Linked DNA regions of Homo sapiens: region 1 is linked to region 2. The links are chromatin contacts, found by Hi-C in ENCODE. All regions are on one chromosome and are shown on one strand. Each heading gives the region's core, a stretch centred on a gene start or an enhancer-like site at or near the end of the contact. The rest is flanking DNA. Distances are from core to core; before and after follow the strand shown.

The links. Hi-C counts contacts between places; a loop is a spot of excess contacts on that map. Pooled maps may share reads with other maps.
Region 1: a map of heart left ventricle shows a loop between it and region 2 (5-fold over the local background). The contact joins the enhancer-like site here to the promoter of ADGRL3 in region 2. A Hi-C loop is called at or near these places in 2 of 168 maps with a recorded cell type or tissue (breast epithelium and heart left ventricle), 1 of 37 single-sample maps with no recorded cell type and 8 of 50 pooled maps.

Annotation. Positions count from the first base shown.
Region 1 is chr4:61,739,814-61,745,519 of GRCh38, reverse strand. The region is part of intron 8 of ADGRL3 (adhesion G protein-coupled receptor L3); the gene reads right to left. Among named protein-coding and RNA genes, the nearest start is that of ADGRL3-AS1, 420 kb to the left of the region's middle. Within about 2 kb of position 4,004, at least 3 of the 41 ENCODE cell types and tissues checked have a DNase peak (open chromatin) inside an H3K27ac peak, as active enhancers do.
Region 2 is chr4:61,199,011-61,204,424 of GRCh38, reverse strand. It overlaps ADGRL3 (adhesion G protein-coupled receptor L3), which reads right to left and starts at 4,099. Exons shown (of 27, transcript NM_001387552.1): 1 at 2,660-4,099. LOC124900173 reads right to left here and starts at 5,338. Exons shown (of 3, transcript XM_047416555.1): 1 at 5,251-5,338; 2 at 2,660-4,283. The coding sequence starts at 5,338. The coding sequence ends at 3,109. RefSeq lists an enhancer at 1,381-1,953.

The DNA.
Region 1 (5,706 bases), core at 2,755-5,254, 540 kb before region 2:
TTCTGCCGAGAGATCAGCTGTTAGTCTGATGGGCTTCCCTTTGTGGGTAACCCTGCCTTTCTTTCTGGCTGCCCTTAACATTTTTTCCTTCATTTCAACTTTGGTGAATCTGACAATTATGTGTCTTGGAGTTGCTCTTCTCGAGGAGTATCTTTGTGGCATTCTCTGTATTTCCTGAGTCTGAATGTTGGCCTGCCTTGCTAGATTGGGGAAGTTCTCCTGGATAATATCCTGCAGAGTGTTTTCCAACTTGGTTCCATTCTCCCCATCACTTTCAGGTACACCAATCAGACGTAGATTTGGTCTTTTCACATAGTCCCATTTTTCTTGGAGTTTGTTTCTTTTTATTCTTTTTTCTCTAAACTTCCCTTCTCGCTTCAGTTCATTCATTTCATCTTCCATCACTGATACCCTTTATTCCAGTTGATCGCATTGGCTCCTGAGGCTTCTGCATTCTTCACATAGTTCTCGAGTCTTGGTTCTCAGCTCCATCAGCTCCTTTAAGCACTTCTCTGTGTTGGTTATTCTAGTTATACACTCGCCTAAATTTTTTTCAAAGTTTTCAACTTCTTTGCCTTTGGTTTTAATTTCCTCCTGTAGCTCGGAGTAGTTTGATCGTCTGAAGGCTTCTTCTCTCAACTCATCAAAGTCATTCTCTGTCCAGCTTTGTTCCGTTGCTGGTGAGGAGCTGCATTCCTTTGGAGGGGGAGAGGTGCTCTGCTTTTTAGAGTTTCCAGTTTTTCTGCTCTGTTTTTTCCCCATCTTTGTGGTTTTATCTACTTTTGGTCTTTGATGATGGTGATGTACAGATGGTTTTTTGGTGTGGATGTCCTTTCTGTTTGTTAGTTTTCCTTCTAACAGATAGGACCCTCAGCTGCAGGTCTGTTGGAGTTTTCTAGAAGTCCACTCCAGACCCTGTTTGCCTGGGTACCAGCAGCGGTGGCTGCAGAACAGCGGATTTTTGTGAAGCACAAACGCTGCTGCCTGATAGCTCCTCTGGAATTTTTGTCTCAGAGGAGTACCCGGCGGTGTGAGGTGTCAGTCTGCCCCTACTGGGGGGTGCCTCCCAGTTAGGCTGCTCGGGGGTCAGGGGTCAGGGACCCACTTGAGGAGGCAGTCTGCCCGTTCTCAGATCTCCAGCTGCGTGCTGGGTGAACCACTGCTCTCTTCAAAGCTCTTAAACAGGGACACTTAAGTATGCAGAGGTTACTGCTGTCTTTTTGTTTGTCTGTGTCCTGCCCCCAGAGGTGGAGTCTACAGAGGCAGGCAGGCCTCCTTGAGCTGTGTTGGGCTCCTCCCAGTTCGAGTTTCCCTGCTGCTTTGTTTACCTAAGCTAGCCTGGGCAATGGTGGGTGCCCCTCCCCCAGCCTCGCTGCTGCCTTGCAGTTTGATCTCAGACTGTTGTGCTAGCAATCAGCGAGACTCCATGGGCCTAGGACCCTCCGAGCCAGGTGCGGGATATAATCTCCTGGTGTGCCGTTTTTTAAGCCCATCGGAAAAGCTCAGTATGGGGGTGGGAGTGACCTGATTTTCCAGGTGCTGTCTGTAACCCCTTTCTTTGACTAGGAAAGGGAAGTCCCTGACCCCTTGCACTTCCCGAGTGAGGCAATGCGTCGCCCTGCTTCGGCTCGCACACGGTGTGCTGCACCCACTGTCCTGCGCCCACTGTCTGGCACTCCCTAGTGAGATGAACCCGGTACCTCAGATGGAAATGCAGAAATCACCCGTTTTCTGCGTCACTCACGCTGGGAGCTGTAGAGCGGAGCTGTTCCTATTCGGCCATCTTGGCTCCAGCCCCTGTCTTTTTCTTAATTCTTTCAATTCCACTTTACCTCACCACAAACTACCCATGGCCCTCAGTGGGCTTCTCATAAAATACAGAAGTCTTAACTTTCACTTACTATTTAAATATGAATGCTAACAGCCAAATTATCGTAGATATTGAAAGATTTGCCATGTTTTAAAAATAATCTATTTCATCATTTAATGAGTAGTGTGTTTCTAAATATAGTACTATTTTCTTGTTTTGAAAGGCAAAAGTTTCTTCAAAGACATTCTCACTTAAAAAAATAACTAGCATTAGAGATAATTTTCAGATAAATCTTAATGTCAACAAATACCGAACTCTTCACTTACTCCTGTATGTTTTTTGGCAGAATTGTTTTCTCTTTTCTTTTTTTTTTTTTTTTTTTTTTGAGATGGAGTCTTGCTCTGTCACCCAGGCTGGAGTGCAGTGGCACGATCTGATCTCTGCTCACTGCAAGCTCCGCCTCCTGGGTTCACACCATTCTCCTGCCACAGCTTCCTGAGTAGCTAGGACTACAGGCACCCACCACCACTCCCAGCTAATTTTTCGTATTTTTAATAGAGACGGGGTTTCGCCATGTTAGCCAGGATGGTCTAGATCTTCTAACCTTGTGATCCGCCTGCCTTGGCTTCCCAAAGTGCTGGAATTACAGGCATGAGCCACCGAGCCCAGCCAGAATTGTTTTTTCTAACATTATTGAAAAAAAAAAAAATTTAAGGCTAAAATATTGCAGTCACAAGGCATTTTATATAGAAAGCACTGGCTAATTTTGATTTGTATCTTCGCTAGTATAAATAGATGCAAAAAGTTTGGCCATTGATTTGTACTACTGAAAGGTATAATGAAAAGCAGCCAGAATTCTTTTTAAGTAAATAAGATGAAGTGTTCTCCATTTGTTTTCAGGGAAATCAGTTAACATACCTCATCTTGTAAAATTATATAGTATAGTAGATTTTACCTGTCATTTACGTATCTTGAATTATTTTGTCATTAATCATTATTATCCGATAATTTAGCTTTCTAGTGGTAAAGTAGTTATTAAGAAGGAAATACCTTTGTGCTTAAAAACTCATACTATTGCCTGTCAAGCCTAGTCCAAGGTATTTGAACACTACTTAAAAATGCTAAAAACAGGCCGGGTGCGGTGTCTCACGCCTGTAATCCCAGCACTTTGGGAGGCCGAGATGGGTGGATCATGAGGTCAGGATATAGAGACCATCCTGTCTAACATGGTGAAGCCCCGTCTCTACTAAAAATACAAAAAAAATTAGCCGGGCGTGGTGGCGGGCGCCTGTAGTCCCAGCTACTCGGGAGGCTGAGGCAGGAGAATAGTGTGAACCCGGGAGGCGGAGCTTGCAGTGAGCCGAGATCGCTCCAGTGCACTCCAGCCTGGGCAACAGAGTGAGACTCCATCTCAAAAAATAATAATAATAAGAAGAAGAAGAGTAAGAATAATAATAATAAAAGGTTAAAAACAGAGAAGTGAAGCATATGTCTGACTTGGCTATTCTAACAGCTATTACGTAATAGAGTCAACTCTCACTTATCTGTGCTAAGATGGGTAGAAGCATTGGATTCTTACGGTGGAACCCCTAGATAATCATTACTTTTGGCACTGTTACCAACCCTTAAAAGACGTGCCAATGAAGAGCAACAACACTATTCCAGTTCCACCTGCCTGCCCTCTGGTGGACATGCTAATGAGCAGTGAAATGGCTACAGAAAGGACAGCTGGTGTGAGTGGGAAGCTTATTCACAAATAAGTCATCTTTCTTTATTACTGTGAAATACACATATAAATGATTTTGATTTCATGTCTAACAATTATACATTTATCAGGGACATCATTCTGTAGAAACACAACTAACGTTAGAGCGTTTGTGAACCTTTTTATTCCTTGCCTCTTCTCTCATCCATTTGGAAGGTCACCTAGTCAGATGAATAACAAACACTAGGTTCAGCTGTATAGTTAAGTTCAGCTTTGCTTTGTACAGGACTGTGATTCTTTTACTCAGAGCCTGAAAGGCAGATGTCATTCTGGGAAGTTTTACCCTCAATTATGAAGACATAAAAATACAGGAAAGGTTTAAAAAAAAGCGTAAGAGAAAATTCAGCTGCTGTGAAGTGGCAATGGAATAGCTCTTGCAAATTTCACAAGCTTTGGCTGTGCTCCCTGAAAAATCAGCAGCAGCAATGTCCTTCAGGCAGCAGCTGTCACTGCAAGCAAAGAAGCAGCACTGGAAAGAAAAAGAAGGGGCTCCTCTGCAGACAGAGAAAACAGCTGATGCATAAAAATACAGATAGGGCTGAAATTAGCAACAAGTTGCTGACTATTTTTTCCTTTTTGTAAAGTTCACTCAGCTACTAAGATAGATGTAAATTAAACTTTAGAGACAATGTGGTATCTCAAGTGGAACTGTGAAGGAATCATACCCTAGGCTGAGGACAAGTTTGATTTAAGATCCTACTACTTTTAGGCTCCATTTTCTGACGAGGGTGCACCATATTTAACTAAACCATTCAGGAAGCAGATTCAGCTACCTATTAAACACGTGGCAGTTTCAAAATGTTCAGGATTCTCTGCCCAGCACTCACATTACTCAGCTGTCATAGTAAAGGGCTCAGATATATGATGTGAAAATTACATTTTAACGAGGTGTCATGTGTGTTTAAAGTTCTTATTCATCACTACACAGCCACAGCTTTTACTGGAGATACAAATGCACTTAATTTGCATATTATAAGGACAGAAGGTGCACCATATCCTCATTGTTAAACTGTTATGTGTAGGCTTTTTGTTGGTTTAGATTCTACCATCTTTAGCGTACATAAGAATGGTTATATTTACATAATCTCAAACGGCTTTCAAGAAAATGTGGATTGTGTTTGGGAAGCAGAACAGCAGGTAACAAGACAGTAGCTACATCTCTTTATCATTCTATTGTTAGTACTTATTGCTGGATGTGTTTTTCACTAAATCTCAACCAGTAGATTTTTAGATCTGTTAGACATACTAATTTTAGGAAATTTTTGAAACTCAGCTTCTATGCCTGTTATTACCAATTTGAACCTACTTTCCCATCCTCCTTCAGTAGCAAATACTGGAAAACACGTGAATATTTAACAAGGAAAATTAGAATGTTTGATGGACAGCTTAGAAACAAACTGTAGGAGTCAAAGAAAATACCTCTCTTCTCACTGTTCTTTATTAATGAATAATCAATTTGGCAGAAGGTGGTTTGGGAGAGAGAAGAGTTAAAGGTGAAAGTCAGTCAAAACCAGGCACTAATCATAGCTAAAGGTAAGTGATGCAACTATCTGACCCCCTCCCACCAGCTGTATCAGGATAGAACATATGGTTTTAGAGTTATGATGCTCATGTGAGAATCACTCAAATAACCTGCAAAGCAGCTGAGTATTATTTGAACATTTTAAATGTACATCTTACAAAAAATAGCCAGTTAAAGGTAATAATAAAGGTATACTTTTATATTGTATTTTATAAGATAGGAAATAGGCTCAGGTGAAAGTATATTTGAAGAAAATTCTAGATTTGATAGTTCTGTATCTGGTGCTCTGCCCAGAAAAAACAGAGGAAGTGCTTTCACATGTACTTTGTACTCAAGTGCTAATGCTTAAAATCATTTTGGTACCTGTGTCCAAAGCTGAATCACTGGTTCTTTAGACAAAATGTATTTTCAAGAGAACACAACTATTATGCATTTCTAAAAATAATATATTTTCCATTTTCTTCAAGTTGAAGAAATCCCTACAATTTGTCAACTAAACAATTTATGTTCTTAATATAGAATTCTTTAAACAGTTGCCCACTTTCTTCCATACTGTAAAATTACTGACTTTAATTTCTTCTGGAAGAAAACACATTACGTATTAATGTA
Region 2 (5,414 bases), core at 2,850-5,349:
AATGGGAGGACAAGTATTCTTTAATCCTCAGAAATATTTGCAAGTATAAAGACTTTAATACGTATCATCTAGAAATGAAACAAATACGTGAAGCTAGATTCTCATGAATTAAATCAAAATTTTCTAAGTTTTCTATTAGGGTGATGGCCATTAGCAATATCTCTCATAAAAATATAACTTAAAGTCAGGCATCAGTGATTCAGTGTCTTTTGCAATCTATGCTTTTTCAAGAGGTCAAGGTCTTTAAAAAATAATGAAGATATCCAGAAATTATTGTACCTAAAAATAAAGTACACTGTTCCATTAACAGCCCTATACTTTTTAAAACAAAATAGAGCACAAGTATTTGCAACAAACACCAAAGCAGTCAGAGCTAATCTAGACCTAAGGAATTTAATACATTTTAATTATTGAAAGTAAAAAGCAGTTTCACTTGCAAAAGTAACACTTTATAAACTGTGTTTATCTATGTACAGTCTTTACCCTTGCTTTGGTTACAAAAAAAAAAAGATTGGGTGAAACAAAGCTGAGAGATAATTCAACACACAAATATCCTCTTAACTCCTATACAAATTATCTGGTATCCTATTTTGGTGATTATAAAAGAGCTGAGAATTCTATCCTATTTGTAATCCACATGCAGATAAATTGGGCGCCAGAAGTCCAGATCATTTAGAATCATTACAGATGGAAAAATATACAAAAGAAATCTTACCAAACTCTGTTTATTCTCATAGGGAAATATAGGAAAGTCTCCAAATGAAAAAGTGCTAAAGAAGTGTTTCTTTGCAGATTCTACGATGACATTCTTTAACTAGTGATGAAAGCCCATATGACACTAAAATTAGCAGACTGCCTATTTACTTCAGAGCAAAACACAGAAGGCAATTTTTCCTTCCTGCCAGAGTCTATGCGTCTCCTCATTTCCCCAGCAGCTGGCTGGAAGGATGTAAAATCAGAGGTGCAAGAAGCCTTATACTTCCTAATGAGTAATACAACCAGGAAAGTAAACACAACAGACGACAGCAGGTTAGACTCTAAAGGAGACTGTGGCAGGAGTGCTTACACCGTTGTTTACAATGTGCTCTAACTACCGCAGGCAGGGATCACACGCAGACACAGGGAGGAGACACCCTGGAGGTGGCTCGCAAGCCTCGAGTTCTCCCAACTGCTATGATATCTCTGGCCATAAATAAAAGCAGCGCATGTTTCTATCAGAGGTAGGAAAGTGGCCAGAGAATTCCAGGGACCAGGAGTTACGCTGGCTGGACTCGATTACTTCAACCTGCTGGAGAGATGACTACCCTATGAGGTTCTCATCAGGGCCATTCTGGGGTGCATCGAGCGCTGCACCAGCGACTCTCACGCGCCGCACGCATGTCGCCGAGCTGCGCCTCTCCAGGGGAAGGGGACACGGCAAGGTTTCCTCGCCACCCTGCGGGGGCCCCCGTGGCCTCCTCAAACCAGATTTTCCAGTTAAGAGGATCCCAGGCGATTTCAATAAGCAAGCTCAGCTCCAGCAGCATCAGCTCCGGCATCCCCGCAAATATCTCTCTGCCGTCCCTGGGGCGCAAAAATGCGCACACACTCAAACGCTGACTCCGCCGCCAAGTAAGGCTGGTAGAGGAGGTCGCCCCCACCCCTACACACCACACACACACGCACAGACACACACACACCCACCTATAGTGCTGGGGGCCTGGCACCCTAAGCTTCTGAGCTCCGACGTGGGACCGGAGGCTGGGTCGCGGCAGCTCAGACGCTGCGCTGCAGCCTGGAGCCTTCCCTTCTCCTCAGAGAAGCGCCGAGGTGCCTTCTCTCCTACCTGTAACCCGCCAACCGCGACCACCAATGCTCTGCCCACCCCGCCCCGGCGCCGCGGCCGCCCGGATTCGTGCAACACCGCCGCCCCCCGCCCAGTGCCCACTACCAGCACAGCGCAGCCCGGGCCACCCACGAAAGTGGCAGCTTTCTCCAGCCAAAACCGCCTAACAAAGCCTGGGCACGCAGGTCTAAACCAAACTGCCGTGAAGGAGACACAACAGGCAGGGCGCGGGGAGGCAGCGCGACTCCAAGACTCAGGGGCGCGACCTGGGCAAAAGGGGCCAGGGATGCTCCAGGCAAGCGTTGAGGGAGAATCGCGCCGGGCTCGGCACCCTGCATTTTCCATCTTCCCAGAGCCCAGCTTCTCACCCAGACCCTGTCCGTCCTCCAGCCCGCTCCCGCCTCCAGCGGCACCAGTTCCAGCCTGACGGAGAAAAGTCGCCCTCCTGTCCGCTTTCTGCCCCCACCAGGGGATGCCACTGGGGTGAGAGGAGAGGGAAAATTAACGGGGTGGGAACTGTTCCTATTCCCCAGCGTGTGCAGCTGCGAATGCGCCCAGTCTCTTATCCCCCTCACTCCCCTCGGCCGGTCAAATCGCCCAATGGCTGGAAAAAACTCCAACCCGCGCCAGACCCGAGCGCCCACCAGCCAGGAGGTTCCCTTCCCGCCCCGCACCACGACCGGATGAGTGTGTGTGTGTGTGAGGGCGAGTGTGTGAGTGGAAGGGCGAGTGTGCATGCACCCCGCACCCCCTCTTGTTGCCCGCCCGGTGGATGCCGCCGCCTGCGCCCGGCCAGGGCGACCCCTATTATGAAGAGTGCGAAGAATAAATTACCTTTCGTAAACGCCGGTCCCTGAGATCGTCCCATCAGTTGCTCAACAACCTGAAGGCGGGTGCAGTTTCCACAATCCAGCCATTGAGCCCGGGGCAAAAGACCGGCCGGCCCCTGTGCAGACACCCCCAACCACACGCGGCAAATAACGAGAATCGAAGCGCAGAGAAAGCAGCAGGAGGGTGGAGACCCCAGTCAAGGAAACAACAACAAAAAGTCTCTCTTCCCTTTCTTCCGCTACACAGCCACGGAGAAAGGGGAAGGAAAAAGAGAGCCAAATGTTCGCCTTCCTTTACGTTCCTCGCTTCACACACCCCAAGGGGGCAAAAGGGGAGCGAAAAGAAAAGAGGGTTCAAATGTCTCTCCCAGTCCACAGTTGCACAACTTCGGAGTCAGGCTCTGTCTCCAGCAGCAGCCGAGGGACCCAGCGGCAGCTATTAACATGCGGCAGTCATAGCTGGGGCTGCTTCTCCTTCTCTTGCTGCTGCTGCTGCCGCCGCCGCTTAAGAAAAGACGCTGCCGAAGAGACCAAAAATCTTCCACCATCCCCCCAGCCGATCTTTATATCCAGTTCTCCCACCCCACCCCCCTTCTCTTTCTTTTTCTTCTTCCACGTCCTCCCCTTTCCGCCTCGGAGCGGGAGCGATGGAATAGGTAGGGGGAGCCGCGAGGGCCAGGGGTGGCTTCTCCGCCAAACCGTCCTCCTCTTCGTCCTCCCGAGGCTCTCTCCCAGCCGAGGGTCCCCTCTCAAGCCCGCAACCTCCGCGGACAGCCGGAGCGAGAGCCACACAAACTCCTTCCCCGGTGCACGGAGGGGGCGCGCAGACAGAGCGGGCGCCCGGCCGCCGAGGGCTGCGTCCCGGGGGCCGGCGAACCCCGAGCCCGTGGGGTGGATGATTAGCTCGCCGGCCGGGCCGGGCAGCTGCGGGCATGTGGGAGCTTCATCGCGCGGCCCCGGGCTCTGCGCCGCCGCCGCTGTCTCTTCGGTTCTTTCTCTTCTTCGACTCCCCAAGAGCGAGCGAGGCACTGGCGCTCTCCAGACACGCACACTCACACACGCGCACACACGAGCGAGCTCCTGCCAAAGCAAACCGTGCAACCCGCGCGCGCGCACACCCGTAGGAAGAGGACCAAGGCAAAAAGAGAAGAAAGAAAGGGGAGGGGGCGAGTCACAGGCGGCGGTGGCGGCGGCAGCAGCTGCCGGAGCGGAGGCAACGAGCAGTCCGAGAAAAACCAGCAGCAGCGGCGGCGGCGGCGGCGGCGGCGCCCACCCCGACCAGCTGCAGCATCTGCATCCCCGCTCCTGGGAACTGGAGCGAGCGGTGCCGGGCCAGCAGGCGAGGGGGGCGACGCGCAGACAGCGGGTCAGAGCGCGGGCGCGCGGGGACCGTGCAGCCTGCGCGCGGGGTAGGCGCAGCCGGGGCCGGAGCGGAGGCCAGAATGAGCAGCGGTCGGGCGGGCCAGCGGCAAGAGCTCCGAGAGCCGGGGAGGGGGCTCGCGCCAGGGAAAGGGGTGGCCGGCAAAACCCGGATATGGAGTGCTCGTGGGCTCCGCGGCGCGGGCTCCACCTAGCAGTTCGGCAAACGCTTGGAGGTGGGAACGGGAGGGCTGCTACTAGAGGCTTCCCTTTCAGGGTTTGTCAGACAAAGGGTACCTCTCCAGTGGCTTCGAGGCCCGCCTCGGCGCTCGCTCTCCCTCTCTCTCTCTCTCTCTCATTCTTTCTCTCTCTCTCTCTTCCACTTCCTCCTCTGTCCCTCCCTCCCTCTCTCCCCCTCCCACTCTCCATCACCTCCCTCCCCCCTTTCTCCTCTTGTCTTCCTCTCCCACTCCACCCTAGGTGAGTAAACGACATCAGCTTGAAAGTCCTGCCAGTGTCTCATTTTTTCAGGTGCGGATTATTCCGTATTTTCATTATGCAAGTACCGAGTCTGAAAATGTTTCCTGCCTTTGGTCAATTTTATGTTCCTTCAAACTTAACTCGACCTGCAAGTTCATTGCACGGTTTAAAGTATCCCTGTCTGATGAACAATCGTGGAGATTCAATTATCTTATTTCACATCATCAATGGAAATTACCATAATGGATACAGAAAGGTGCGGATTCCAAAACCATGCCTTCTGACAGAGGAAAAGTCTGGTCAAGTTAAATGAGTGGCCTTGGTCAATTGCTGAACCTTTTGGTGCCTTCTTTGTAAAGGAGACTGTTGATTACATAATTTGTAAGGTCTTTTCCTGCTCTAAAATGTCGTGATTTCAAATGGCTAAGATGTTATTTTCTATACCAGTACACTCAAATCATTAAGATTTATCATATTCATTCAACAAGCACATTACATCCCTAGCTAAATTTCCCAAATTGTATTTCAATGTATACATTTAGAATGACCTAACGACTTCTAGGAGCTCTTTAAGAGGTAACATCAATCCTAGCATATCTGAAGAACCTGAAACCTCATTAGAATTAAAAACATACCCAACACAAAGTGACAGTTAAAATGTCATTCATTCTTTAAAGCTCAACTCCAATCCAACGTTCTCCAAGAAGCCTCTTCTCACCAAGACTCCTTCCCCAAAAATCACTCCTTTCATGATACCCTGTAACATTTTGATGACATCTCCTCTAACACCTATTTTATTCTGCCTTTTTCCTTGTTCCTTTTTAATCATTAATGGTTTGTCCATTTGCTTCTTCAGATTACAGTTTTTCTTGAATGCAAATGGCTAGTTTTAATCATCTGTATAAGGAAAGATTATATCT